2 separate regions of the Homo sapiens genome follow, and region 2 is linked to region 1. A link is an interaction called in ENCODE POLR2A ChIA-PET data of the cell type or tissue named here. Cell type or tissue: Caco-2. All regions are shown on one strand. Links, peaks and the distances in the headings refer to the core of each region. The heading gives the core; the rest is flanking DNA.

Region 1 (2,914 bases), core at 296-2,795:
TGTGGTACCAGTGGCATGGGCACCTATGAAGCGGGGAGCTGAGGCTGCAGTCAAAGCTCACACAGGAATGTCTGACAGTGGCGTTCTACCTGGGAATGAAGTGCTGCTGGAAATATTTTATGATACTCACAGCCTTGTACAATCAGGAGCCTTAGAAATATGCAGAAATGGGCTGTGGCTCGAGCTACTGGGTCCTGATCGTCTGAGGAAATCAGTTAGTACAAGAACATATGTGTCCTAGAGAAGCTTGGGCTGTCTCCTGAGACCTTCATTGCCTAGTATCTCTCTTTTTCTCTCCTTGTTTTCTTTATCTGTTTCTTTCTTTCTTTTTTTTTTTTTTTTGAGGCAGTCTCGCTGTGTCGTCCAGGCTGGAGTGCAGTGGTGCGAACTCGGCTCACTGCAAGCTCCACCTCCCGGGTTCACGCCATTCTCCTGCCTCAGCCTCCCGAGTAGCTGGTACTACAGGCGCCCACCATCACACCAGGCTAATTTTTTTTTTTTTTTTGCATTTTTTAGTAGAGACGGGGTTTCACTGTGTTAGCCAGGATGGTCTTGATCTCCTGACCTCATGATCCATCTGCCTCGGCCTCCCAAAGTGCTGGGATTACAGGCATGAACCACCGCGCCTGGCCTATCTGTTTCTGTCTTTCTCTTCCTCTCATTCTGTGTTTTTCACTCTCTAGGTTTGTTCTTTTCCTTTCACTTCTTTCTTTCCTTCCTTCCTTTTTCCCCTCTCCTTCATCCTCACTCTTTTCTGTTCTCACTTTTTGGGCTTTAAGGCTCTGCCTGCTAAGGTCTGCTGATTCTCCCCCTCTGATCATTCTTCATGGTTTTTCTTAGCTCTTCTTGACTTTGGCCTGAATCCTTTCATCCAAAGTGGGTGAATGTATTACTCTTAGGGAGCAACAAGTATGGATTTTTAACAACTGTTCTGTTGAGATTACTTTATCTGACCATGGAAAGGGTACTCACTGGGCAGCTGAGGACTTTAAGTCATTATCTTCTTCCACAAACCCAGAAGATGGGCAGCTTTCACCAGCAGCTCTGCCAAACGTTTATCTCAGCCATGGACCTGTACTTCCTCTTTGATGATGAAGGTTATTGTCTTTCTGATTATAGATTGAGGAAACTCGGCTTAACATTGACAAGATCTCAGAACATGTAGAGGAGGCTAAGAAACTCTACAGTATCATTCTCTCTGCACCGATTCCAGAGCCAAGTGAGTGTTTACTTAGAACTGAGTCATCCAACAATCACCCTTTCCTTGGAGCTGAGCCAGCCTTGTTTTCTTGCCCTTCGTGAGCAGTAGGGAAGTGTACAAGTTACAGGGCACTAGTGTACATATTATCTCATTTCCCTCCCCTTTACCTTACCTGAGCTCCTACTGCCTGGCCACAGTCAAGGTTTTGTCTTCATGGTCCCACTCCAACCATTTAGCTAGACTTTCCTGTTTCCCAGCTAGTCCCTCTTCCTGACTGGCGACGATTCCCACTGCTGCTTACATACCCTGTGCCCTGTCCCTCCTCTGAGCCTCTGCGTGTACTATTTCCCCAGCCTGAACTGCTTTTCCTAGCCCTCTTTCTGAATCCTACCAGATCAAGTCCATTTTTTCTTTCCATGAGGTGTTCCAAAATGGTTCGAGTTCACAGAAATTCCTTCTATCCCTAAACTCCTGTTTGTTACCACCACCTAGGCAAACGTTTTTTCTCCCCTAATTGTTTGCATGGGTGTCCAACCTTTTGGCTTCCCTGGGCCACATTGGAAGAAGAATTGTCTTGGGCCATACATAAAATACACTAACACTAACGATAGCTGAAGCGCTGAAAGAAAGGTTTGTGCATAATTTTCCTGATATCTGCCACTACAGATAAGCAAAAAAATCCGTGCGTTCCACGGTTTGGACACGGGTGGTTTAGGGCTATATTTTTGGTTCCTTAAGAACAGGGAACAAGCCTGACACTGTCATTCCACTCTTTCATTTTTCCCATGGGCCCTCTTACCTAAAGACTGAAGTGGGAACACTTTAGCAGAGCATATGGGCATTGTCTTGATCACATTCCTGCCTTCCCAGCCAGCCTGTCTCCTGCCATCCTCCTCCTGCTTCCCACGCTTCAGCCAGAGCAACTCTGTCTGGTTCCCCAGGCATTTCCTGTTCACTCATACCCTTTACTTACTGTTTCTTCTCGTGGAATTCCTGCTTTTAGTCTCTTTCTCTACCTGGCCAACTCACAGTCCTTGAGACTCAGTCCTGCTCATCTCCATCTTTAGAGGCTTTTCCAGATCCCTCCAGGCTGTGCACACCTTGACCAGAACTCATACCTTACTCCACGCTGCATATTAGAGCTGCTGATTTATTTCTCCTTTGTCTCCCACTAGACTCTAACACCTTGCAGGAAAAATCTAGATCTTCTTTCTGATTCCATAGTTTCTAGCTCTGTTCCAAAGTTGTAGTAGGGGCTGAAGGATGGCTTTTGAATGAATGGTTATAGCTAACACTTAGTTTGCTCCATACAACCTAGGATGTGTGTAGTAGGTATGTCATAAATATTTGCCTCATTTTAAGTTGATTAGCCTTGGTTGAAATCTATTTTCCCCATAAGCTCCCTAGAACCTTCTCAACCGAAGCTCCCGTGGTAGGCTCTTTCCTCTAAAAGCAGAGTTTCCACAATTTTATGTGCTGCAGGATTACTCAGGAGGGTTGAAAGAGCTGATTTTGTGGTTCCAACCCTGGGTATTTTTATTCTGTAGACTGAGATGGGGTGCCTGGAAAATGCCTTTAAAAAAATAAGCACTCTGTGATTCTAATGACAGATGCTGGGGAGTGCGTAGGGATAAATACCATTCTGGGCAGTGGATGCCCGATAAAGCTCCCCTCCTCTGATGATGATTGCTGTAGTTCACAAAGGAATCAGTC
Region 2 (2,914 bases), core at 234-2,733, 120 kb before region 1:
TGTAATAGCAGGTATTATTCCAGATGCCCGCTATATGAATTAAAAATCATAAAATCAAAACAAATGTCAAAGGTCTGACATTTCACCTCTTGATTTAAACTCTCTATACCAGCTTTATATCAACCTGCAGAGGAGTATCAAAGAAGTCACAGGTTGACTTGGAAAACAATTTTCTTTTTATAGTATTTACACCAAGCTGTTATGAGGAATTAAGATCTTCACTTTACAATTCCAGTACATTACACTCTCAAGGGAAAGGGCTCACCTTTGGAAATCTTTTCTCTATATTATTATAAACTTTCTTGGCCAAAAAATCCTTTCTAATCACCCTTTGGCCCTAAGGTACAAAGTGGGCTAATCATATGCTATTTAATTGCCTTAACTTTGTACTACCTGTTCTTTTACTGTGTAAACCTAATGGCTTTTTCAGCACGTGTACACTTTTCTTCTTTCCCATCATATAAAATACCGTTCCGGACACTCTAACATCCTTTTAAGGCAATATTATTCCCATCTTATGAGAAAAAATAGAAACTCAGGAAAAAAAGACTGTCCATAGCACTCTGGAAGTCAATGAGAAGGTATGACTCTTCCTCTTCTGTCCAGGTTGAAAACTGAGAACATGGTACAATGCTGCCTCATTTTAATGTCTATAAATCAATTCTAGCTAATTCATTTTAATACTGAAGAATTTGTTGAAAAAATGGTTAACATTCAGTACAGTATTTTAATAGAAAAAGAGTTCTAGAAACAAGCACATGTTGGTAGCTTCTATGGTATTCTATTTTTAAAGTATTTAATTAACTTTTTAGAGACAAGGTCTCGCTCTGTTACCCAGGCTGGAATGCAGTGGCACCATCATAGCTGATGCAGCCCTGAACTCCTGGGCTCAAGGGATCCTCCAGCCTCAGCCTCAACCTCCTAAGTGGTACATACCATCATGCCTGGCTATTTTTCAAAAAAAATTTTGTGGAGAAAGAGTCTCACTATGTTGCCGAGGATGGTCTTGAACTCCTGGCCTCAAGTGATCCTCCTGCCTTGACCTCCCAAAGTGCTGAGAGCTGTGGGCTTGAACCACCACAAATAGCTTATTGTGTCCTACTGATTATCACTAAACTATCTTCCAAATATAATTTGCAATTCACATCAGTTTCCTGCTTTTGTAATTCCACTCTACATCTCTTTGCCTGTGATCTCCATGGAGAGAGATAATAGCATCTTGGATCATGTTATCCTCCTGGACAATCTCATCTCCTAACCCATGCCTATAATCCAAAAGGTCTTTGATTCCTTTCCATCATGAGTCTAGCTTCTACTTTCAACACTTTTCTTGCTGCTTCTAATCATAACAAAGTTTTAGTTCTCTAATGAATTTTACAAATGACTGACAATATTAAAACACCTTCATTTTTGCCAGTTTATTCAAGTCAGTCTAAGCTTTAATAAATGTATTAGGTCACTGCAAAACCAGTGACCATTATAATACTTTAAGGCCTCTTATTTGTTTTTGATATTCAACATCTTGGGATTACTGACTATTGCTAAATTTTCTCTTTTTCCTTATGACTTAACTTGGAGTATTTGTTGCACAGACAGAAGTGTTGCGACTACAAAAGAATCACACACATTTATACATTTGAACATAAACGCTGTTATTGCTGCTTTCCAGCACCAAGTCTAAGCAAACATATCTGCATTGACTCTTACCTATTCATTTGCTTAAAAATATACAGTTTTGGCCAGGCGTGGTGGCTTGCACCTGTAATCCCAGCACTTTGGGAGGCTGAGGAGGGATCACTTGAGGTCAGGAGTTCATGACCACCCTGGCCAACATGGAGAAACCCTGTCTCTACTAAAAATACAAAAATTAGCCGGGCGCTTGTGTTCTCAGCTACTTGGGAGGCTGAGACAGGAGAACTGCTTGAACTGGGGAGGCAGAAGCTGCAGTGAGCCGAGATCATGCTACTGCACTCCAGTCTAGGTGACAGAGCAAGACTCTGTCTCAAAACAAATATATGTGTATGTATACAGTTTAAAAATTTAAATTTCAATTTATTACTCCACTTGTTCTACACCTGTTCTAAGTAACATGTGTTCTCAAACTTTATCATATAAGCTTACTTCCTAAATTTTCCATCTTGGCATTTATAACCCCGTGGCCTGTAACCTTAGTTTGGCTCTTCAGTTTTTAAACTTTTTCCAACTCTTAAAATATGTATCTATAGGCTGGGCGCGGTGGCTCAGGCCTGTAATCCCAGCACTTTGGGAGGCCGAGATGGGCGGATCACGAGGTCAGGAGTTTGAGACCAGCCTGGTTAGCTCGGTGTGGTGGCGGGCACCTGTAATCCCGGCTACTCGGGAGCCTGAGGCAGGAGAACTGTTTGAACTCAGGAGGCGGAGGTTGCAGTGAGCCAAGATCGTGCCACTGCACTCCAGCCTGGGTGACAGAGCAAGACTTCATCTCGAAAAAGAATAAATAAATAAATAAATAATATGTATCTATACCCAGGGATGGACAAAATTTCATCTGTGCATACTTTTCTAACTTATGAGTCCTTTCTTGACCCCCAAAATTCTTGCTATAAAAAGCTTTATATTTTGAAGATACTATAAGTTGCAAAGTTATATACTAGTGATAGACTAAATTTTGAAACACATATACCCACATCCTAGAATCTGAATTTTCTACTAGTACACTAGTTTTCCATAAGTTATATGTTATACAAATAAAAATTCCTCTCATCTAGGATTAATTTAAATCTCTCTTAAATGTTTACTTCTCTAAACATTTGAATCCCTCATAGGGGCAACCTGTAGTCATCGATCATATAGCTGGAAGGGGCAAGGCTTACAGAATACCTGATTTTATAGGTAAGGCAAAAAGAGACCCAGAGGAGCAGGATAGGTGCTGTTT

What was found. ChIA-PET counts read pairs that join two places held together with the same protein. Peaks named below come from ENCODE experiments on the same cell type or tissue, not always from the same donor. Only the 100,000 strongest peaks of a DNase experiment are listed, where the experiment ranks them.
Region 2: POLR2A ChIA-PET joins it to region 1 with 6 read pairs; 10 of 35 experiments call an interaction of 5 or more read pairs at or near these places.

The regions. Positions count from the first base shown.
Region 1 is chr11:59,785,918-59,788,831 of GRCh38, forward strand. STX3 (syntaxin 3) reads left to right here. Exons shown (of 11, transcript NM_004177.5): 3 at 1,120-1,219. Among named protein-coding and RNA genes, the nearest start is that of MRPL16, 23 kb to the right of the region's middle. In Caco-2, for the core only: no CTCF peak of the experiment used is centred there; a DNase peak (open chromatin) is centred at 1,295.
Region 2 is chr11:59,663,782-59,666,695 of GRCh38, forward strand. All of the region lies in intron 2 of PATL1 (PAT1 homolog 1, processing body mRNA decay factor), which reads right to left. Among named protein-coding and RNA genes, the nearest start is that of PATL1, 3.8 kb to the right of the region's middle. In Caco-2, for the core only: no CTCF peak of the experiment used is centred there; no DNase peak of the experiment used is centred there.